3 separate regions of the Mus musculus genome follow, and regions 2 and 3 are each linked to region 1. Evidence: chromatin loops called from intact Hi-C (ENCODE). Cell type or tissue: heart. All regions are shown on one strand. Region 1 holds the start of Spata1 (spermatogenesis associated 1). Region 2 holds the start of Ssx2ip (synovial sarcoma, X 2 interacting protein). Region 3 holds the start of Prkacb (protein kinase, cAMP dependent, catalytic, beta).

Region 1 (8,000 bases):
ACTTTCATAGGCAAAAACTCTTAACAACTGAGTCACATCCCCCATTATCTTGTTATTAATATGTAGTATTAATAGTTCAACAAAAAGATCTTAACATTATAGGGAAATGGTCTTGAAAGCAAACTGGAAAAATGCCCATGAACCTAAGGTAACCAGCACAGAACTAAGAATTCAATGTTCTTTAAATTTATACCCATCCATATACTACCTTGCAATTAAGAGTGACATACACCTACCATTTTATATATATTCTGGTTAGGAAATACAGGATATAATAAACAATACTGAAGTCCTATTTGGGTTGTACTATATACACGTATCAACACTGCCAAATCACATTTGTGGCAAATACAGTGTTTCTTGAAGATAGGCTGCTCAGAAAGGTTGTTAGACTGGGCCTGAGTTTGATCTCCAGAACCCACATTTGAGTGGAAGGAGTGATCAAACTCTACAAGGTTGCAGCTCTCTTAACTCCCCGTGTGTACCATGGCATGCATGCTCACATACACACACCTTTTAAATTAACCAGAGCAGAAGTGCCTGGCTCTGTAACTTAAACAGTTGAGTTCAAAGCTGGTCCAGCTACTTGGCAAAACCCTATCTCAAACTAGCTGATTGAACACAAATACCGACACAACAAAGTGGATGGGTAAGCAGACACTGAAAAACTAAAAATGCACTCAAGCCATTTAATTCCTGTGTTTACTCTTAATCTCAGTTATCTCTAAGATTACAACAAATGCCTAAAACCCAGGCCCTAGATGATAGCTATATTGTGACCTAGGGATCAGTCACCCTGGATAAGTTAAACTCAGCTTCAATCTACCTGTGTTTGGCTTATACAACAATTCAGTATAATACGTCTCATGTGACTCATGGACTGAATATTAGAGGTTCCTGCAGTTCTTAAACGCTTGTACAAATAACCCACACCCTGCTTTGCCTCTTAAAAGTGGCTACTGTATGGAAGGTAAAGTATGAGTTTTCAGTGTTACAGCATTTGGTTTTGTTCAAGATCAGCAGTTAGCATGAAGTGCCTGTTAATTCCTTTCCCACACATTTCTCCAAGTACCACGATGTATGGACTGTATCTCTAGGCACAGAATCCTAGGGAAGGAACGGTGAGAAACCTAAGGCTGTTTGACTAACAGTGCTCCAGGCCGCTGGGGTGCACTCCTTTAATCCCAGCAGGCAGAGGCAGGCAGACCTCAGCTTGAGGCCAGTCTGCTCTACAGAGAGTTCCAGGAGAGCCAGGGTTATATGGAGAAACCCTGTCTCAAGAAAACAAAACCCAGCATTCTAAACAGCAACCTTGAGACTTAAGATGGAATGGCTGCTAGTACCCAAGCCACAGAGCAGCCACTATCTACCATCCAGGAGGTTGACACTGCAAAACTATTAGTCAGGCTTCCAAATGTCCTGACCTACCTGAGAGTTTGGTAAAAAAAAGCACTTGTAATTACCACCTAAACGAATACAATAGTAAGTTTATGCTAGCTTTAAAATGTCACACACAAAAAGCACCTAGCATAGGTGTGGTACATGGATGATATCAAATGGCACCTAACCTAATTTAGGAACCTAGATTAGACATGTAACATTCCCAAGTGAGATGAGCCTTGCCATGGAAACTTCAAAAACCTGTTTGTCTGTGGTGGCTCGAGTCATCCCAGTGAGAAGCCTTCAGAAGAATTAGGACGCAAGGCAAGAGAAGCTAGGAGGTAGCCACAGAGCAGGTAGGGTTTTCAAAGAAAAGGAAGTCCTCCTCTGGGAGCTAGCTCACTGCTTTGGGCCACCAGGGTTAAGTACCGCCACTGTAATTACTACACGTACCTGTCTTTATTTCCTCCCCCAACCCACTATTTTTTTCCTTCCTGGCCTACTTTATGACAGTTATTATATATGAATGATGATGATCAATAGATCACTTCAAATTTCAGAGCTCTAATCTGGCCAAGACTAAGTCACTTGGATGAAAAGTGAGAATATGATTAGAGTCCAAACCAAGACTGATTGGGCGTCTCCCTACCCTCCTCCTATGGTTACCACAAGGAAGTTGAGCAGTCTCTGACATTTCTACTTGAGAAGAAAGCTAAATAGAAGCCTTCTCCAAAAGCACGTTAGAAATAAGGACTAGCCTGCTGAATATAAAATCAAATCACCTTGGAAACTGGCAGGGTCTAGCAAGGCGACTTATATTCTTGTTTCTTTTTATAATCACCGGGAAGTGTTTCACATGTAACCCGACCTATTACGTCAGAAAGAGGCCAAATCCGTTTAGGAGTTGAAAAAAATAAACCAAACGGTCCTTAGAGCCAAAGCGTCTGAATGCCTAGCTGTCTACCAACAAGGACAGCCTTTCCCTAAAAGTCAACAGCCCAAGACCCGACCCCCCAACCAGACCGCAAGCTCCCAGGCCAGCGGCCAGCGGTTTCTCGGGTAAACAGACACCCCAGCAAGGTCAGCCGAGCACGCCGCGGCGTCTGCTGCAAACACCTCTTTGTTCGAGGCTGGACCCCCACAAAGGTGGAGTCCGGAGACTCCCGGGACGATCCGCAAACAAAAGTTGCTCATCAGGCCGCCATCCGGAGCTACCCAGGCGGACTCGTGTGTGTTCAAAGGACGAGGGCTGGGAGTGAGCCTGGGTGAGACGTGCGAGACGGAAGTCGCTGGCGAGACCCGCCGGGGCCGCCGAGAGTCGGCGGGCGGCGGAAGGGCGGGCCCCCTCCTCGCCCTCGGCCCACAGCCCGGCCAGAGGAGCCGCGTGTCGGCTCGCGCTTCCCCCCAACCCCGGGGCCCACCGCCCGCCCACGCCCGCTCACCTTCACGCGGTTGAGCCCGGCCTCCAGCCGGAGCTGCTGGACCACCTTCTTCATGGCGGCGACGCTAGAAGAACCCGACATGGCGCTCGGGACAGCCGGGCCGACTCGTCAGTCCGGGCAGGGGGCGGCAGGTCGCGGGACGGCGGGGGCGGGGCTCCGAACTTCGTCGAAGTTTCCGGGGCTGTGCGCGCCGCGCATGCGCGCCGACGCCCCCTCCCCCTCCCCCCGGGACGGCCGCGGGCTCCCCCCGCGCGCGCGAGAGAGAGAGAAGGGGCGGAGCGGCCGGTGGGCGCGGTGGCGACGGGGGCGGTGCGGCCCGACGCCCGGCCGGCGCCTTCCGCCTCTGGAGGGGCTGGGTAGGGCGAGGTAAGAGGACGCCCCGGGGCGGACTCGGGAGCGCGGGGAGGGAGGTCCGCGACCGACGGCGGGGTGAGGGACGTGGCCGCGCTGCCTCGGGGCGTCCGTGACACGTCCCAAGTCCCGCCAGCTCAGCCCTGTGTGAGGCGCCCTCGGGTGAACCGGCGGCGCCGGCCGCAGCTCGCCCAGCCCGGGGCCCAGGGCGCCGTAACGGACCCGGGCCGCGGGACCCTGGACGGTCGGAGGCTGGCCTGTCGCCGAGAGGTGCGAGCCGCCCCGCACAGCTTCCTGTTAGCCCTGTCTTTCTGGAATCTGTCCCCCGTGCTTTTTTAAAAAATAAAGCGTTCGCGTTCGGGGATCGTTTGCTCTTTTGATGTCCCTGTAATTGCTGACTTCGTGCTTGTAACTGATGAACCCCAGAGGGGTTTTCAGAAGGACTCAAAAGTTTAGTAAGATTTAAATTAGTCCTGTTGAGACCTAACATCTCTAAACAGGAGGTTCGTCGTGAGTGCTGTTTCTTTGGGATACTGAGAAAAATGACATGGTTTGCTCTGGGCCAACACATCGCGTTACTGAGCAGTTAATATCAGTTTGGGGTTTTACCCAGTCCTTAACAGTGACCATCTAAGAAACTTGGGTTTGAATTTAGCCCTGGTGTGCTTGGGCAAGCCGTTTAAACTGCCGAAGTTAAAACGCTCCCTGGATTTCTTGGAAAAAAAAAATGAAACGAAATGAAATTATATGTGTAAAGAATACGAAAACTGAGGCTGGAAGATGGCAGTTAGAGGACTGGGGAACTGAGCCCTCGTGCAGAGGACCTAAGGTCACACTTCCCACCACCCACACTGGGCAACTCAAAAGCACCAAGTCCTGGGCTACTGTCACCCTCACTGGAGTCTGGGAACGTTTGCATTCACACACGTACATTAATTAATACATAATTTAAAAAGTGAACGAACAAACCATATTGTTTGAGACAGGGTCTCACTTTGTAGTTCTGGCTGGCCTGAAACTCCATGTAGACCAGGCTGGCCTCGAAACCCACAGCCTTCCAAGCATTGTGATTAAAGGCTTGTGCCTCCAAAATAAATTAATTAATGCAAAATGTAACACAAATATTTTACTTTGTGCCTTGTTACCTGTAATGTATGCTAAAATGCAGATTTCTAAGATTAACGTGTAACTTAAAGTTCTACTTTATATTAGTTACAATAATACTTAAGAACTATGGAATGTGCTGGAAGACATTTCAAAGAAGATTTTACATGGTACAGAACCCATTATTAAGGAAATGTTGAGGAATAAACAAATTTGTCTTAGTCTCAGAAAGTTTATTGTTTTCTTTTCCCCAAACTATTGAGCTAGGAAACCAGAGTGTATTGCTGTCTCACACACCAGATGCTATCATAGTTTTATGGTATGTCAAATAAGCAATACATATTGGGATAGAAAGGAAGGAAAATAAGATTGCCTTTAAATTCATTTACATTCGAAGATATGAGTATTACATACAGTTCATGAACTATCAATATCTCCTAGTAAAAGCTTTTTTAACCTTCCACGATGTTCTAAAATATTTCAAAGGCTTTACCATGTGTTTACATATTAGATGATTAAAGATAGACTTTGTTATCAAAATGGGCCCTGGACTTGGTTCTAAAAAATTCCTACAACATAGGTTTCCCAATTTTTTTTCCTGTTACATACATGCAATACATTTCTTTCTATGGCTTTGCTAATATGTTGTTGGTATAATAATTAGTTTTCATTATTGAATATGGAACTTATAGGGAAATTTTGGTAAAGAAATGTTTGCAAAAGTGTTTAAGATAGCCAATGAAGATTTGTATTTTTAGTCAACATTTATGCATATTTTCACCCATTTTTCAGGAAATGGGGCATTAAGTATTTTTACTCTAAAATGTTACATTTCTGTCCTCCTATCTTACCACATTAGCATTCACCTTATGCTATGAGTTCTGTCTTAAACTCCGAAGGCCAAAATGCTAAAGCTTGATTGCCTGCCTGTGGACTATTGGAAGGTTGAGCCTTTATGGAGTAAGGCCTAGTGGAAGGAAGGCAAACATGCCATTGATAGGGGTATCAGGACATTTGCCTCTTCCTCAGTCTTTTCATTTCATATCAAAAGTTTCTGTCATGTGTCCCTGCCACAATGTACTATACTGCTACAGGCTCAAATCAACAGGTCAAGGCATCATTATAAATAGACTTCATTCATCAATTAGTACTATAAGACTTAAATATACCCTAATGGTATGTAGGTTCAGAGATGTCCCTGGGCACTTCGTTTATTTAACTAACACAAGTTACCTTTTAGGAGGGTTAGTACTTTATTGGGTCACCCGTGTACTAGACAGGACAAAACTCTCAGAACAGAAATAGAACCTGAATTTATCCTAATCAGAGAGATCTGTGTCTTTCTATCATCTGCCATAAGGTTGACTGTATTCTGATTTCTCTTAGTTGAAAGGTATTATCACTACCCGAATGAATCCAAGAACTGGAAAGAATCTTACGCTCAAGTCATTTTCTCATTATGACTGAGGCATAGACCACAGTGAATGGCCTTATATAGTTTGCAGGACTAGAACCCTGCTTTGCTAATGCTCAGTCCCTGTGATTGCTTTCTATGGAGTTCTGATAGATGTAAATATAGCCTCAGTCAACTCCCAATTTTAGTGGTCACATGGGATTTCTAGTACACTAAGTATCTCTTTGTATTTGCTAGCCTCAAACAATAACTAAAAATTTCTCAAATCCTTATTTACTTTGAGGAATACTAGAAATTTTTAAAATTTGATTTTAGCTCTGGAGCTGAGTGTCAAAGTTATTTTTATTTTTTCAGTCACTTGATTTTTAACATTTGGTTCTGGGGGCTCAAACCTAAGGGCTTTGCATGTACTATGCAAGTGATCCCCAACTGCACTGTACCCCCAGACTAAACAACTCACTTTTAGACACATTGGTAATTGTTGATTAAAATTAGTATACAAGATAAGATTGATCATCCGTTCTTGACAGGAAGGTTGTAAGGTAAAATATTGTAGTACGTAGAGGAGTCTATATTAGAACTGTATAGTCCTCTTCGCTTTGCTCGTCAGATTGCTTTATGTTCTAATTGGTATTACTTTGTCCATTTGTCTGGAAATCCAAGTGTTATGTTAGGATTTAGTATGTGAAATGTTTTGGTTAGGATTAACTTGAAATTCTAATCATGCCCAATTTTAATTTAAACTTGTTATTAATTAAATAACAGATTCATTCAAGTTAGTAAAGCATTGAGTGAGGTTATTATTGTAAAGATAATGTAGACAAGTCATGAAAATTGATTCTATGTGAAACTTCAAAACTTCAGAGGCAGGCAGATTTCTGAGTTCCAGGCCAGCCTCGTCTACAAAGTGAGTTCCAGGACAGCCAGGGCTACACAGAGAAACCCTGTCTCAACCCCCCCCCCAAAAAAAAAACCCAAACAAACAAACAAACAAACAAAACTAGAACTATGTCACAGATAAACCAAACAGGAAGAAAATCAAAGGTTGAGAATTTTAGCAGCAAAAATCCTGGCCTTTGTTGCTTATAACTAGTTTTATCTAGCTTTCCTGTTACCATGCATTTGCTTAGTCAATCTGTTTTTAAAATCTATATAACCTCAAAAAAGTACAGCTTTCTCATGGTATGAGCATGTCTAGTGGCTATGATGACTGCTTCATAACGTCTTTCCCTATATTGTTTCCTTAGCAGCTACCAAATTATATTTGAAAACTTTGGGAGGGTTCCCGCCACCAAATCTTATTCCTAACGGACTTAGCTTCCTAACAGGCCCTTTTATTTGTTTTTAGCTATCTAAAACTTCAGTCTCAACCAGGCGATGGTGGTGATACACATATTTAGTCCCAGCACTCAGGAGGCAGAAGCAGTTAGATCTTTGCATTTGAACCCAGCCTGGTCTACAAAGTGAGCTCCAGGACAGCCAAGCTACACAGAGAACCCTGCCTTGAGGAAGGAAAAAAAAAACAAAAAACAAAACAAACAAACAAACAAAAAAAACCACACAGACAGACAGACACAGACACAAATAATTTGGTCTCTATTACTTGTCCAGCTAGAAATGTCTAAACATGACTAAAATAAATATTGCTAAATATTGCTACTTTGCTATTACTTGAGAAAAAGCACACTAGAGTGTAGTTTACCAAAAAACAATAGTGAAGTAGATCTTTATTGATAGTTCTTGAGTTCTCTTAATTACAAGTTTGTTCTGAATTAATATATTTAATATATCTGCATAAAGTTTTCAGTTTCTTAATTCAAATACTATTTAGCTAATTCATACTTATATAAGTGGTACTTTAAATGTTATTTACTGACTCTATTAGTTGTTAATATGACCCAGTCAGTGCCCCAATAATCGAAGCCGAGTCCTATAGATGTATTTAAGCAGCTTAGCACAGTCACTGGGAATTACCCCTAATCTATTTTTCTATACGCTAGACCGTCTGCTCCCCAAGTACTTGCTGCTTGAGTCTCGCTTGGCTTAGTTCTGCTCCACTGGTCTGTTCTCAGGGGACATTTCACTTGGGCATGTGCGCCTGATTCATCACATCTAATGGAGACCTCTATTCTCTCCGTCCTTTCTCCTTCGTCTCCTCTTCCTTCCTTATGGTCCCTACATGTGATCCTCAGCCTGGTAACTGAAATTTAGCCTACTTACATTCTGCCCAGTAATTGGATGTAGCCACTTTTATTTAACCAATAGCTTTAAATTGGAGAGCAAGGTTTATATAGTATTACATGGTATAC
Region 2 (8,000 bases), 94 kb after region 1:
CTCGGCAAATGAAGTAGTTTGCGGTCATTATGGGCATCTTGATGGAAACACACACAGAGGACAAAAATAGGAGCTGGACAACCTGAGCTGGGTAGGAAGGACATGTTCTCTCAAGTAAAAGCCTGTGTTGGTACTAGGCCCAGTGTCACGCAGGGCAGACGAATAAGACTAATGAAACTGGACTTGGGAGAATGTGGAGACAAGGTCAGGGCAGAGCTCACAGGGATGCTTACAGAAGTGTTCAATGGAGGTTACAGTTGAGGGCAGACACAGCCAACCTTTTGACATTGTGAAATGAAATTATCATCCACAAAATTCACCTGTGAGAGCCACACAATCCAGTTCCATAAAACAAAAAACAAACAAAACTCAAGATGCTTCACCCACGTCTTTATTTTCAGTACTTGTGATTTTGTGTGGAGTCACATTCTAGGTACACAAGTCACATTCTAGGTACCTGGGCACATGGACGAGCCAATGCCCTTATCCTGCCTGTGACATGTTCCCTCAATTAAAGCTTTTGATCAGTGTGTCTATAGTTTTCTTGCCTTGGTTTTGAGACAGGGGTTTCCGAGGCCCAGGATAGCCTCACACTCAAAATCTGTCTTTCTGGCCTCCAGTGTGCAAGGATTTTACATGTGCCACCAGGCCTGGCTAATCACAAACATAACACATAGTGGGTGTTCCATATGCTCACTATTTCTATATGTATTACCATGGCACACGTATGTAAAGCACAACTGATTACAACAGGAAGTAGGTCATACATAGTAGTAGCATCCCTCTTGCATTACAAACAGGACCTGTCCTGTGGTGATGGATGGAGCACCTGACTAGAGAGACTAGGAAGGAAGGACATTCATACAGCTGTAGTCAGACAGTTCTGTTCAGTTTCCATTAAGACTTGCTATTGATTCCAGCGTCTCATCTCTGAATCCCACACGGCTTCCGCCTGACATTTTTGGACCTCCCATCCCTCAGGGTCTGCCCCGGGCCAAGACTGGTTTTGCTGGTGACTGCATCTTCATTGCTTCTAGATCTCCAGTCCTGGCACAGAAGACAACTTAACAAAGACCCGCCTGAGACAGCCATCGCTGCATTTCCAAGGCTCCTGTCAGCTTCAATTACGTGCCTGGTGAAAAGCTTTCAGGTATTATCTAGACCATCAAGGTCCAGAGGCCATGGACTATGCAAATTATTACCTAGGCAGACATACTACATCAGAAGCAATATAATCCCCAACAAACCCTTTAGATATTCCTTATTGCCCTCTGGTCAAGGTTCACAGCGCTGTTCTTAACGCTTGTCGCTAATGCAGCTCCGGCTGCACATGGACGACACCAACCACCTGTAACCTGCACCTGCTCTGCTGTGCCCAACGCACAGTTGCTTGGCGAGCGCCTGTCAGGACACAACTGAAAGGCCTTCTTTCCTAAAGCCCGCCCACATTTGCATTTCTCCCCTTCTCCACACAAAACCTCCTAAAGTACAAAATGTTCAGAGCAACACATCTTTTTGTCCTTGGGCCTGGCAAGTAGCAGCTGAGTGTCTGACAATAAATGCTTACTGAAAGAATAGATTTATTAACAAACAACAAATCTGTTCCTACACAAAATATTGGACCAGCATCACATGGTATCAATCTAGGTTTTTCCATTACTAATAATGGATGGTGTGTTTCTCTACTGTCTCATTCTATAGGCTCATGGCTTTAAGGTAAGATGTACGCTCACAACCACCTAACCATAATTGCCCAAGACACACAACAGACTCACACAGCCTCGTTATGAACTAATGGCTAAGCCAACAAGGTGAGTCCACAGCTACTGTAAAAGATACAGGAAGCTAACACTAAAAATCACTTTTGAAACTGAGCCTAGAAACCTATAAGCCCAGCTTCTGGGAGGCTGAAGCAGGAGAACTGCAAGTTCAAGGACTGCTTGGGCAAGCTAGTAACAAGGCAGCCTTGCCTCAGAATCAAGGCGCACCGGGTTTCACTGCTCAGCAACAGAACCCTAGCCTTGCATGTGCATGGCCCGGCTTGGTCTGGTTCCCCAAGGAACGTGTGAGGTCGTTCAGAATGAAAGGTGTTTGTTTTTTATGAAGATCTGTATGTTGTTCTACTTTGTCTGGGACTCCTAAACTCACGCGTATCCCCTACCTTAGCCTCCCAGGGAGCTGGGATAAAGACAGGAGCAGTGTGTGTGTGTGGGAGGGGGGGGGGCTTACTGCTCCAATGTAAACATGATTCAAGTCCCTGTGGAAAAGTGTTTTCTAGGCGCTCTCTCCCCCCCCTCTCTCTAGCTGAATGCTAAGTGAGGGCACTTTCACAAAATCTGTATCCTAACCGGTTTGGGCCGACAAGCTGGTTTGTCCAGTTTTCCCATTTTAAGAGAGCCCAAGTACATAATTTGACTGGGCTGGGTTGGAGGCCTTCTGGGCTAACATGAACAGTTAACTTTTCCATGGTGCGTACACCTGCCTGAGCAAGCCTAGGATGCTGTGGACTTAACAAGTCTTGTCACAAGGCTCAAGTGTGTCATGGATCGAGTTTCACATTTCATCCTGGAGTGGCCCGGCCCCAGCAGTTATCTCCAAGCTGCTGTGGCCCTGTTACTTAATCCCTGGACCTATTATCTTCCCTGTACAGATGGAGAACAAGAAGGAAAGGAAGGGTGTAAAATGACAGGCTGTAGGGGCCCCAACAGTTACCAAAGAAAACGCCCCGGTTTGAATTCTATCCATTCCTAATCCTCTCAGAGAGCCACTTTGTACGAGGAACTTCTGTGCACACCGGGCAGGACAAAGTGTCGACTGGGAGCACAGCTTTTCTTGTTTAGTTTGAATGAACACTCTAAGCTTCGTGGGCCCACAGGCTCTTGGGGAGTAAGGAGATTGGATGGCTTAAGTTTTGCTAGCTGGATCGACGGTTTTGAATTTTATCCAGCCTCGTAAATGTGTCACGTCATATACAGACCTTTCCGTTCAAGATCAAATTTGGGACTAGAAAGGTTTTCCTCCGGAACCTTGCGGGCTCCATGGTAGCACTATTTTCAGCTAACTCCAGGCCTGGACTCTAAACTGAATTGAAGCAAATATCAAATCCAGAAGGCTCTCATCCTTGGGCTCCACCTTTCATCCAGCCTGGATTCTAGAAGAAACTCCCGGCTCTCACAACTGCATCGGCGTGGCTGGTTATGAATCTGACACGCAGGACTAAGGAGCCTGAACTGTGGGTATTAATGTAAAGATTCCTCTACTGGTGCTGATGGGGAATTATTGGGCAAGTTTTATTTCCTGGGCCCAGGTGACTTGCATAACCCAGCAATCTGCACCAGGAGAAATATGTGCTGACCCGGACAGAGCTCACCATTTACGCACTCTACACCACTGGAAAATCCGGGGCCAAATAATTTCTCAAACAAGCCTGCCCCTGCGATGATGTAAGTTCTTCCCCTAAACGTGGGGCTGGACCACTATGAGCCACCTACCCCTGCAGCAGCGGCAGACCTCACTCGCTAAGTCCTGCGGCAGCCTCGGAGGACTCGCCAAGCCCGCGCGGTCGGGCCAAAGGGACCCCGCGCGCGCCCGCGCCGCATCCCGAAAGGGCGCGGGGCCCCCCCAGCACCTACCTCGCACTTTCCGCTGCAGGCGGCGGGCAGCAACGCTCTCCAACCGCTGCAACGGCCGCGACGAGCCCGCCCAGAGTCGGCCCCGGTGCCTGCGTCCACGTCCAGCCCGGTGCCCTCCTCCCCGCCTGCGCGTCACAATCCCGCCGCTCACCGTCACGGCTCCGGGAGCGGCTCACGCCTCCCGCAGCCCGCGGGCCCGCACCCGCGGCGGCACGCAGCGGCTCCGCGCAGCCTCCAGCCCGCCCGGTCCGCCCGGCCCGCCTCTCGCCGCTTTCCTCGGCGGGCGCCCATCCCACCCCGCCCCGCGCTGGCGCCGCCCATTGGCTCCGCCGGTTGCCAGGCGACGAACAACCGCGGCCCGCATTGGTCCAGCGAGGACTAGCCTCCGACAACCCCCAGCAGACGCCAAGCCGCTCTCCCCCGCGCAGCTGCGGCTACCGCACCTGTTACACCCGGGGTCACCCGGCCGCTGCTCCCCGCCCCCAGCTCTCCACGGGGACAAGAGGAGGGTCCTAGCCGCTTTAGAGCCGGGCCTCTGAGGCCACCCCTGAACCCCAATGCTCTCTGGAGAACCAGGTGCGCTCCCCAGAACGGAGAGACACCGGGGCATTCCAGAATTAGGTCAGGCCCTGGAGAAGGAAGGTAGTGGCCTCTGGAATCAATGCGCCAATGCACAGAAATCCGTGTAAAACCAGGGCCAGGGTAGTGCGCGTGAAACCCCGAGTTCATTCCTCAGGACTGCACAGAACGCATGTGAGGGTCTGTGATCCGGCAGAATTGAAGTACAAGGTCATTGGCAGCTTGAGGCTAGCCTGGGCGTTATGAGAGAAGCTCAAGTAGTGAATAAAACAAACTAAGGCAAAGGAAGGGACCTAGGGAGGAGACAGCTGGAAAGGGAAACTAAGAAAAGGTACTTGTGAACTAGACCTTGATGAAAAACTCCCTAGGCCCTCTCCATGAGTGCCAAGAAAATGTAGGACAGTGGCAATTGGCCAAATCCACTTGCCTCTCCCTACTATTTTCACCTAAAGTTCCCCTGGGAAAGGAAAATGGAGAAACCTTAGTAAAGGGTAGGGTGGTGGGGTTCTAGCAAGCTGTTTACTCAAGAGGAAAAAAAAAAAGAGGTTTGGGGTTAAGTGGCTCCTGTGAGAACAAAACATCGTAAAAGGAACACAAGAAATACACCACTGCCACAGAAGAACAAGACAGAGAGGAACAAGGACTACACATGCCCACAGTGCTAGGTAGAAGATCAGAGTGCAGAAATGAACAATGGATTTGAAGGAGATTGGATGCTAAATACAGGTAGCAAGGATACATCATTACAAAGGCGCTTTGGAGCACAGTGCCAGTGAGAAATTACTGCCAATGACTGTCTTACTCTCGAAGTTAGACCATTAGTGGGGTGAGGTTGCTCCCTCTGCATCCGAGGGGGTGTTCTGAAAGTTCCCTTGTCCACTCTCCAAAACACTCCTTTTCCTCTCTCAAGAAACATCTTAACGTGGCATTTATTCTTTAAATGCTGAGTCCGGCTTGGCCGTGCAAGGGACAGCATGGTATGGTCCCACCCCTGGAACAGAGAGAGCAGGGCACGGGCCTCCATGAATGTTCAATGGCTGCTGTGGGCATAAGGCTTGTTTGTATAATAATGTACATATTCTATGTTCCTCCATCAGGGAATGCTCCCCGTTAAGGTTAATGATAATCAGAGACAGCGCAAGTCTGGGAGGCAAAAGTATGTCCTTAGCAAACACGGTAAACACTGTGACCTTCAGGGCTGCCCTTAAAAGGCTGTGGGAAAGAACTCTGAAAATGTGAGTTCAAGACTAAATTTCTCAACCAAGCAAAACATGAAGATGCGATATGAATTATATGAGGGGCTTCCCAGACCTAAAAGAACAGAGGCAGCTGCACTATAAGCCAGTTTGTCAGAAAGATACAAAGGCAGGCAGATCCCTGAGTTCAAGGTCAACCTGGGACAAATCTAATTTAGGTCCAGGCTTGGTCAGAATGGTAATCTCATGACAGAATCCCACCCAGCTAAGTTATTGTCTGTGCTTACAAAGACAGACTGATCTCTGAATTCACTTGCAGTGTTAAAAAAAAAAAAAACAAATCAAAACTGTGCTAGCTGTCTCTAAAAATGAAGGGGCTGGGTCAGGGAATGCTGATTTTTGGGATAATCAAAAGGGAACCTGGAATAAATGGCTTAATTGATATGCAAATAGAAGACTGGGCTTTTGGTCTACAAGAGATGAGCTATTCAGAGAGATTTTAGGATTGTTTTTCTAGCCAGAGAAAGCTGCCTTGTGCAGAGGGCTTTCTGGAAAGCTGTCCTGAGCAGAACATGAGCACTTAGCTTGTAAGGCCCACCACCATTTCACGTCCAGGGGTTGGTTGGTTGGTTTGGTTGTTTGCTTGGTTGGTTTAGTTTGTTTTGGTTTGGGTTTTGTTTGTTTTTTGCTTTTGTGTTTTGTTTTGTTTTGTTTTGCTGCTCTCAAACACGCCTCCTCCCTCCTCGCCTCTCCTCTCTCCGAGGCTGGTCCTTGGCCTCTGAAACAGTCATTTAAATGTATCACCACTTCACCATGGCAACAAAACCAGGAGCCTTCACTCCTGGGTTGCTAAGTCAGCTAGCTCAATCTGCTATGCTTCACACAGTACAGTACCAAGTCTCCCAGACGCGCTGTCCTTTGTATAGGTAACATCTATCCATGGGTAAGTACCATGCCACGGAAATAAAACTTGGAAAAAAAAAAAACTAACAAAAATCAATCTCAACACAAATAGCAGATTTTAATGAAAATGTATATTCCTTTAAAATCCCATGGTATTTAAAATCTTGCATACATCTTTACATGCAAAGACATGGTAGAAGGCATACAAATTTTCAAGTCGTTCCTACATTCTGTGACGCTATTTCTGGTAGTCTCTGGAACACTCCATTGTGTACTCATAAAAGACAGAGTGAGAAAGGCAGATGTCTCAATGTTACAGCCAAAGTAGCTTTGCCCTAATAGATTCCCTTTGGAGGGTTTTGGGGGAGACTCTCCCAAGGGTGCCACAGAGCATCCCTTGAGATCCACTGATCCAAACCTTTGTGCTTTGTCCCTCTCTGGCAGGGACAGATTGAGGGGCTGAGCACAGAAGCCAATTCCAGCCCATACATAATAGGAAGAAGGAGAAGGGCCCTTGGAGGGGAGCTCTCCCTCCTGCCAGACCATAAGGAGTCTTTCTCCTCACACCTTGCCAGGCCCCCTCCAGTTTCAGACTCATTTAGAACTGTGGTAGCACATGGTACAGCTGCGAGACAAAAGCACAAAGAGAACCGTAGAATCCACGTGTCGCCAAATGGCTAAAATTGACCCTGGCGGCTCTGCACAATAGCTCCGGACTGCTACTCACAAGAAGTAGTGCAAGGCTCATTGTTAAGGCTTTGGGGTCAGGTATTCAGTCAGTTACTTAGACAAGAAGATCCTGACTGATACACAGGACAAGGGAAGTACTCCAGGCGGTAGTCTGAAAGAAGACAGAGCGACATCTGTAGCCCAAAGCTGAAAGGGACCTTTCTGGGCTTGAGAGAATCACTTGGTATGGCCAGGAAAAGTGGGTTAGGCAGGGGTTTGCTTACAGCTTCCCTTGAGCTGTTTTCCTCTCCAGAAAAATTAAAGAAAGCATATGTAATGCTGCCTTTGTTTTCCGGAACATGAAAATGTTCACCCTTGCTCTTCTGAAGTCTACTCTGGCATTTAGGAAACCTTTATGAAACATAGATCTTGTCTCCTCTCTACTTTGACTCTGTCCTCATCATTAAAGCCAAAACCTTTTCAGCTACGAGGTTCTCATGACCTGACTCTCTCTCCACACAGTCGTTGTAGCCCTCAGGCCTCATATCCTACAGCTGTACCCACTAGCAACTAGTCTCTGTCTCCTTCACTGTTTCTCAGCCTGAGTAGACACCTCTGCCTCAGGACCATTTCACTGGCCACTCCTGTGTTAAGTGCTCTTCCCTTAGCATCTGTATTAGCTACCCCTCAACGCCTAAGGGTTTGCATTCCTCACACACACACACACACACATACACACACACACACACACACACACACACACACACACACACACACACACGCCACCATCTTTGTGAGGCCTAATTAGACACCTTCACTTAAAATTAGAATCCCTTCCAGATCCCAGGCATCCGGTTACCTTGCTCTTATCCAACCTTCAAGCACACTTTATCATTTCTTCTGACTGACTGTTTGATCCACTAGAATAAAGCCTCCATAAGCAAGGGCCGGCTTGTCTGCTGTGTCCTCAAGTGCCTGGGACTTTCCGTTGATTTTCAGTACTCAGTGACTGACCATTCAA
Region 3 (8,000 bases), 310 kb before region 1:
TGAGTTCGAGGTCAGCCTGGTCTACAAAGTGAGTTCCAGGATAGCCAGGGCTACACAGAGAAACCCTGCCTTGAAAAAAACCAAAAGAAAAAAAAAAGACAAGAATGTTTTTACAACAACGACAATAACAAAACCAATTTTTAAAGCAGTTCACGCTGGTTTTCCTGTCTACACAGCACTGCATGCTCATAGGTTAGTGAAAATATGCTATGGAAGGACTATCTTTCTCTGTACGCCCTGCGTCCTGCTGTGACAGTCTGTAGAAAGACGAAATACAGGCTTACCTCATGCTTGCTTATGGTGTAGCAAAGTGATTGGTGGCCAAAAGCAGCCAGTGCTCCATTCGACCATTCCAGGACAGCTGGACAGCTAAAGATTTTTGCCATTTGTACAATTCAGAAAAACCTGATTCTGAGATCGTCTTTTAGATTGTACGTGCATGCTGATTTCCTATTGAGAATGCTTTTCTAATCATCAAAAGTTTCATGTGTACAATTATAAGTGATCATTAGCATTAACTAATCAATAACCATACTTGTAAAGCATAATTACCTAGAAACCCCCACCGCCGTATCAATCCTGCATATGTGTCTAGTGACCAGCATGAATGACAAAAGTAACTAGGCATAATTTGGTGCTGTCTTTGAACATTATTTTCAATCACGGGTCTCTAATAATAGGGCAGACAAATAATAATTGCTAAGTGAGCAGTATAAACAAACCATAATGATAGCATGGAAAGGATAAGAAATTCAAAATTGCTGATCATGGTTTCTATAAACAACTGATTTACTTTCCTCTTAAAATGGACAGAGAAAAAAAGAGATGACTTTTTTTAAAAAAAATTTACTTATCGTCAGGATGTTGTGAGGGTATACATAACTTCCTTTTATGTATGCGTGTATGCATGTTCACATAACGTGGACACACCTGTGTGTGGAGGCACACATGTGTTAGCATGTGCAGGCTCCACACTGATGTTAGGAGTCTCCCTCCATCATTTCCAACCTTCTATGAGGCAGCGTGACTTGATGAACCTCGAGTTCTTAGTTTCTACCCTCTGGCTCACCTCTCCTGGCTAGTGAGCTTGCTCTCAGGATTCCACCTCTTCCTCCTTCCCTGGTAGCCAGCATCCCCAGTCTTGTGAGCAGGCTGTAGAAACACTAACCTGGTCCCCAAGTTTGCCAAGTAAGAACTTTACCTGATGAGCCATCTCTTAAGATCCCACGTTTCTAAGAGGTGCCAACGGCCTCTTTTCCAAATGAGTGATAAATGAAAGATTCTCTCTTACTAGAGACTCCTGATTGAAAATAATGTTAAGGGAAGAGAAAAATCATACACACTTTTATCATTTAAGCTAGTCTTCAGGCCTGTATACATAGTAAAAGTCACTGTTAGGGAGGCAACAGGAGTATTCTAAGGGGTCTAGGAAGGTCCTTCCCAGACAAAGTCGATAACATTTGGAGTGTATGTGATTTTTAGTAGACTTTTAACGTATACAAAACTCACATTCACAAAGCTAAAACTGGAAAAGGGTGTGATATCACTGGGTGCTGACAAAACCTCATATTCTGTGGTCTACTTGTTTTCTTTTCTCCACCACTCACGCCCCCGTCTCTCTTTGAGACAGAGTCTGTGTAACCCTGGCTACCCTGGAGCTCACTATGTGGACAAGGCTGACCTTGAACTCAGAGATCCACCTGTCTCTGCTTCCTCACTCTGGGATTATCGGTATGGGCCCAGTGTTCCCTTAGTATTGGTATTCTGTTTGTATTTAGTGGAAACTTAGGAAACAATATACCCAACATTCTCACGGACTAAACTAATTGTCTATCTTTCCAATTCAGTGACATTTCATATGGAGGGGATGCAATTCACCACAACACAGATGTCTGTCTGACTTACAGTAGAAACAAAAGCCACACCTTTTCCCATTAATTTATTCATTTTACATCCTGATTGCTCCCCCATCCCAGTCTCCTCTCACACAGTCCCTCTGCCCATCCCCTCCCCTTCACATCTCAGAGGGTGAGCCCCCCCCAGTATCCTCCCCACTCCCCTCCCCCGACCCTGGCACATCAAGTCTCTGTAGGGTCAGGTGTATCCTCTCCCACTGAGGTCAGACAAGGCATCCTAGTTAGGGAAACAGGATCCACAAACAGGCAATAGATTTAGGGACAGCCCCCTTTCCAGTTGTTGGGGGACCCACATGAAGATTGAGCCCATACTTGGAGCCCAGCTGCTTATCAGAGAGACAGAACACTTCTATCTGTCTTAATTAGGGTTTTATTACTGTGAAGAGACACTATGACCAAGGCAACTTTTATAAAGGACACTTAATTAGGGCTGGCTTACAATCTTAGAGGTTTAGTCCAATATCATCATAGTGGGAAGCATGGTAGCACGCAGGCAGAAAAGGTGACGGAGCTGAGAGCTCTACATCTTGATTCAGAGGCAGCAAGGAGGGACTGTGTCACTGACCTTAGCTTGAGCATAGGAAACCTCAAAGCCCACCCCCACAAGGCCACACTTCCTCCAAGGCTCCACTTCCTAATAGAGCCACTCCCTATGGCCAAGCATTCAAACACACGAGTCTATGGATGTGATGCCTATTCAAACCACCACACTATCCCACTTCAGTTTTTGTGGGGGGTTCTTTGGTTGTATCTAGGAATCCAAAACGCCAGAGCTGATTAGCCAGAGAAACAGGTAAATTATCAATTTTACAAGTACTTGAAGATCTTCACAAATAGTAAAGTCTGAAGAAGTGACTGATACAGTATATATATATCGATGATAGTGCACTAAGTTCCTGGCATAGTCTGAAGAGATATATATGTAGGGGTATGTTTGAGAGTTATGTCACAGTTTATTCCAGTTCGTGGTATCCCCCAATTAATAGTATCTGGTGACTAAGGTTATTTTCTTATCTTGGTATGTAAAGGACATTTTCCCCACACAATATGGCTTGTTGAAATGAAAGAGCACCAATGGTCTATTCTGAAGTTATAACCTTTCAATTGATTTTAAATAGAAATAATAAATATACCATTCTGGCGCTTTTTGAGATGGTATGGCTTTACCTTCTTCATTTCAAGGTCTTCTAATTAGCTTTGGATAAGTCCTTTAATGTCTCTGTGCCTCTGTGGATCTTAAGTAAAACAATGATAGTCTTGCCACATTTGCATAGGGACTTTATGAGGAAACTAATTACTATTTGTACAACACTTAGAACGCAGTATACTTGGTGTACATGCTTGGTAATTTAACATAATTGCCAATAATAGAAGTATGAATCTGTTTAGAATCTTCCACTCACCGCTACTTTTTTTCCCCAATAACAAAACTTTTAAAATGTTCTGGGAAATCTCCTTAGCAGCCAACAACCATCCGTTCATTACGCGCCAACTGTGGTTTGTGCTGCAGACACAAAATAAACTTACATGGTCTCTGCCCTTCCAGAAGTTAATCTTTCTGTTCTAAATTTGGAATGCTTTTTTTTTAGATAGCAAAAGCTCAAAAAAAAAAAAAAAAAAAAAAAAACCAGAACAAAAACTACCAGAGGGCTAGGTGATTAATTTCTAATAACCTCACGGAAAAGCTCAAGTACTCTCAGATGCATGGAAGCGCAACAATCAATTGGGAATGCGTTTATTTTGAAATTTGTGACTGTGTTGATGCACATAACGTACTTGTGTAAAACAGGCAACACATTCCCATATCTCTCCTTAGAAAGCCTGACAGAATTTGTGAGGGCAATCAGGTGAGACCATGAAGAAGGAACTCGGGAAGGGATAAGCTGTCAAGAATGTTGGTGATTGACCTGGTGTGTTGGGAGAATACCTAGAAGAGCGAAGGGAAGAAGTTCCAATGACAGCTGGGAGCTGAGAAAAGACATTCCTGGCCAACGCTGACCTCAGGGTCAGCAGGGTCGGCAGGACGCGGAGGGGCGCACGCACGTCCCTGCAGCCACGCAGGAAGATCAAGCGAGAGCAACCACGGCGTGCGGAACGCGGGCCACACGGATGCGGGAGCAGGCCGAGCCCTGGCACTGTGCCCCCCGCCCGGCTCTGGGGCACCGGATGCCAGGCCGAGGAAGGATCTGGGGTGCTTCCAAACTAACGGTCCCCACGTCCCTCGCTACTTCGAGCTTAGCCTCCGCGGCCAAGCCCAGCATCCACGCAACAAGCAATAAGTTACCGCTACAACCCTGCACAGAGGGGCTCCCGCCCGCCGGGGGGCTTGACCGCGTCACTTCCGGCGCGCCCGCCCGGAAAGAGGCGGAGGTCGCAGTCCGGGTGTGCGGCTCCTGGGGACGCGCCGTGTCGGGGACGCGCGTGGAGGGCGGGCTCGGGAAGGGGGAGTGTCCGCGCGCCGCCGCTGCCGCCGCCGCCACCGCCGCCACCGCCGCCACCGCCACGGTCCCGGTCTCTGCCGGAGAGCTCTCAGCATCTCTCCCGGACACCCAGCCCCTCCGTGCAGCCGGACGCCGCGCTCTAGGGTCTGCGGGAGCCTAGCCAAAGCCTAGCCAAAGTTGCTGCCGACTGCGGGGCGGGCGGCGGGACGGCCCCGGTCCCCTCCCCTCCGTCATCCCTGCTTGCGGACTCCCGGGTCATGGGGAACACTGCGATCGCCAAGAAAGGCAGCGAAGTGGAGAGCGGTGAGTCGAGTCGAAGGCCCTGGCTGGGTTCCCGCCGGATGGGCCGCCGCGCGGTGCAGCGCCCTGGGCCGGTGTCCCCCCCAAGGCCGCGCGCGAGCCACGGGCCGGGCCTTGCAGTGGCCGCGGGGGCCGGCCGCCTCCTCCTCTGTCCCCTCCCCCACGAAGGCTCGGGGGTGAGGGCCAAGCCCCGGGGCTCACTGGAGAGAGGGAAGGCGGGCAGCGAGGTCCCTGTGATCCCCTTTCTTACTAGAGCGAGGAGGGCTGCCACGGTCTGGAACGCGTCCCCAAATATGGTCCTTTTGTGATCGCACCCTTAGCTCTTCTTTCTCCCAGAGCCCCCAACACCCAGACCCTCCTTTAAGGGAGCCACAGGTAGTACGTTTGGGTTGACTTGGCTTTTTCTCCTTCTCCTGGATGTATATCAGTTTTCTCACAAGGTGAGTGTCCGTGAGGGTCTCCAAAGGTGACGTTAACCCTTAGTGTCTAAGGCTCTTTCTTTCACCCAAGAGATTAGAGATGGCAGACATAAATACAAGCAGCAACTTTATCCATTCGAGGAAAAATAAGTGAGACAGCGTTGCGTTTACTCTAGACATCCAGGAATGTTCCAGGATGCCTGTAAAACTTAGAGGCATTTCAGAGTTGAAGTGCTTTCTTCCGAGAGCTGAAAGTTCAGACGTTCAGTACTGTGTACAAAATTTCAAGACAAAAGGGTCGTGGGAATTGAGTTTCTGTGTAGCAACTTGGTTTTATATGTAAGCATACACATATATGCGTGTTGTGTAACAGGCTGTGAGAAAATTGTGTGCCATTATTCGGCTCATATTATAATTTATAATTCACAATAATTAGAGAACGGTCCCTGACTTTTGTTACATTGCCATAGGTTAATGACATCTCAGTCCTTGAAGTAAGTCTGACAATTTGTTCGTGTTACTGTAAGTAACGTCTTCCATTGTGTCTGTGTTTATAACAGAAGAATGAAGCCAATCTTGTAATTAGCTTGAAGCAAACAGCTTTTGATTCTCATGAACAAAGCAGAGTTGAGTTGACAGAAGAGAGTCTAGCTATTGCTTTTGTGGAATGTAAACAACAGTCAGATTTAACGGGTTATGTTTCATCAATAAGGTTCGTTCCAGGGCATGGAACAGCAGGGCAAACTGTTGGTGAGCATGTGACAACTTGAAAAGCCGATGTAGAATTAGGACTTCCTTGTTATCTTAGTAATTGTGCAAATGTAGTAACTAATTGTACAGACTCACAAAAAATGAAGTATGACAAAATACTATATCCATGTAACATTGCTTTTCCCCTATTTCTCTTGTACAATGTATGCTAATTGTGTTATGAAAATATGCTTGATAGTTGGATCAGCCCAGTAATTTTCTTAGCAAGTGCTATCTTGCACAGTTCTTATATTTTTAATGATAGTCCACTCTCCAGCAGTCTATACACTTCCCCTAGACGATATGCATTTAAACTAGCAGCTATGACAAAGTCTTGTGTGAACTTATTTATAGAAACTGAAGAACATTAGAATCATTTGAAAAATATTGTGAAGTGTCGAAAGAAGACAGCAGATGTCCCATGGGATATAGGAGACGGTCATGGCTCAGCTCTCAGGGCTCACAGGGGGAAGTGTCAGCCAGGTGTGCTGGTGCTCTTCTGTAGCAAAGAAGTGGTACAATGTCATAAAACGTAATGACAGAACATGGCTTACCACTCTGTCCCCAACTCTTCTGTGTACTTTTCAGATGAATTATTCCTGAAAATTTGTGGCTCATATTTTAAATGTAATCATTTAAATTTCTCTTGATACACAGAATACACTTTAAGAGATACACTTAAGAGTTTAGTCTACGAAATCATCCTAACTCAAGACCCAACCAAGTGCCAGACCTGAAGAAACAAGAATTGAGATCATGTTATCAACGAGAGAGTAAAGAACAGCTCTGAGGCTCTGACTACCTCTGCATCACTAATTAATCTGTCCTCTCTCAGAGTAGCTACCACCTGCTTGGGTTTCCTCGTAGACCTGTGGACAAGATCCTAAAGTGTCACTTACTGTGTAGCATCAGGTGAAAGGCAGAGTGTCAGTGCTGGAGCTGAGAGTAAATTAGACCACAAGACGTTACCAGCAGCACAGTGTTTGGTTTGAAGAGCTAATTAAAGATAGGAAGGTAAGATTTGCAGTTTGATGAGGAAGTGCCTCCCACAGACAGGGAATTCTAGAGCTTAATTCTAAAAATACTCCCAAGGAATGAAGTTGGGTATAAAGGTAAATGAACAGGCTTTGGGGGGTTGTTTTTGTTTTGTTTGGGGGAGGTTGTTTTGTTTGGGTGTTTTTTTTTTTTTGTTTTGTTGTGTTTTTGTCAGTGTTGTTTTAGTTTGCTTTGGTTTGCTTTGGTTTTGTTTCTTGTTAGCTTTGAGCACCCAGGGCCTTGCTCCTACACCCACAAAATTAAAGGATTCCATTCTGATCATCACAGTTTCTAGACATAAATTACTTTGAATTCCTCAGAGAACTGGGTGTTTCAAAGAACAACTTTCGCCATTATATAAGTCTCCCATGTGTTTTTAAAATTACTCTTGAAATAAATGTCTTCCAAAATTTGAGTATACTTATTTTTCATCATTTAATACACAGAACCTTAAACTTTTAGAAACAGGAGGCTACAAGTCTCAGAGATGTGTTCAATCCTTGTAAGTCAAGAATGTTTTATTTTTGAGTTAAGTATGTTATTCACATAGCCTTATTAATACAAAAAGAAAAACAAGCAAACAAAAAAACTCCATGCTTTTTGTTCTTTTAAAAAATATATTACATCTCCAAGCTGTCTGTGGAGCTATGTATTACAGATGTAACTATGTCCAGGTCAATGGGTGAAAACTGCTGGGCGTTAATTCTCCCATGAGTAGAGTAGGAAAGCCACCCTCTACCCCAGTGGTTATATAATGGTTTTTGGAAATGACCTTGAAGCTTAGACTGGGTGAGGTGGCACACACCTTAAATCCCAACACTGGAGAGGCAGAAGGCTGATCTCTTTGAGTTCAAGGCTAGCCTGCTCTATACAAAGTTGAGGCCAGCAATAGTGGCATTGTGAGATATTGCCTCAAAAGAAAGAGAAAAGGAAAAAGAGACCTTGAGAGTAGGAAGAAACTGATCAAAGAAAGTCATTAGTAGATCAAGTTCAGCAAATGCAAACTTCTTAACGTTTTGGAGAACTAATCTGGCACTTGGCACACATTGCCATACATACATTTCAAACCCTGTGGAATGGCTCTGATGTTACCCCATTTTCAAACTGGATAAAGAAGTGCTGTGTAACTTGTTAAAGGT

Evidence for each region. Peaks named below come from ENCODE experiments on the same cell type or tissue, not always from the same donor. Only the 100,000 strongest peaks of a DNase experiment are listed, where the experiment ranks them.
Region 2: it touches region 1 in a loop (2.1-fold over the local background); 6 of 42 quality-filtered maps call a loop at or near these places.
Region 3: it touches region 1 in a loop (2.7-fold over the local background); 2 of 42 quality-filtered maps call a loop at or near these places.

What each region holds. Positions count from the first base shown.
Region 1 is chr3:146,494,843-146,502,842 of GRCm38, reverse strand. It overlaps Spata1 (spermatogenesis associated 1), which reads left to right and starts at 3,050. Exons shown (of 15, transcript NM_001316756.2): 1 at 3,050-3,188. It overlaps Gng5 (guanine nucleotide binding protein (G protein), gamma 5), which reads right to left and starts at 3,007. Exons shown (of 3, transcript NM_010318.2): 1 at 2,823-3,007. The coding sequence starts at 2,903. In heart, no CTCF peak of the experiment used is centred here; a DNase peak (open chromatin) is centred at 3,132; H3K4me3 peaks cover 3,939 bases; H3K27ac peaks cover 3,020 bases.
Region 2 is chr3:146,400,568-146,408,567 of GRCm38, reverse strand. Ssx2ip (synovial sarcoma, X 2 interacting protein) reads right to left here and starts at 3,926. Exons shown (of 14, transcript NM_001355661.1): 1 at 3,633-3,926. In heart, no CTCF peak of the experiment used is centred here; a DNase peak (open chromatin) is centred at 3,987; H3K4me3 peaks cover 3,169 bases; H3K27ac peaks cover 3,015 bases.
Region 3 is chr3:146,809,298-146,817,297 of GRCm38, reverse strand. It overlaps Prkacb (protein kinase, cAMP dependent, catalytic, beta), which reads left to right and starts at 4,352. Exons shown (of 10, transcript NM_011100.4): 1 at 4,352-4,660. The coding sequence starts at 4,615. It overlaps LOC115486180 (a long non-coding RNA gene), which reads left to right and starts at 4,668. Exons shown (of 2, transcript XR_003954577.1): 1 at 4,668-5,097. In heart, no CTCF peak of the experiment used is centred here; a DNase peak (open chromatin) is centred at 4,267; H3K4me3 peaks cover 2,431 bases; H3K27ac peaks cover 1,791 bases.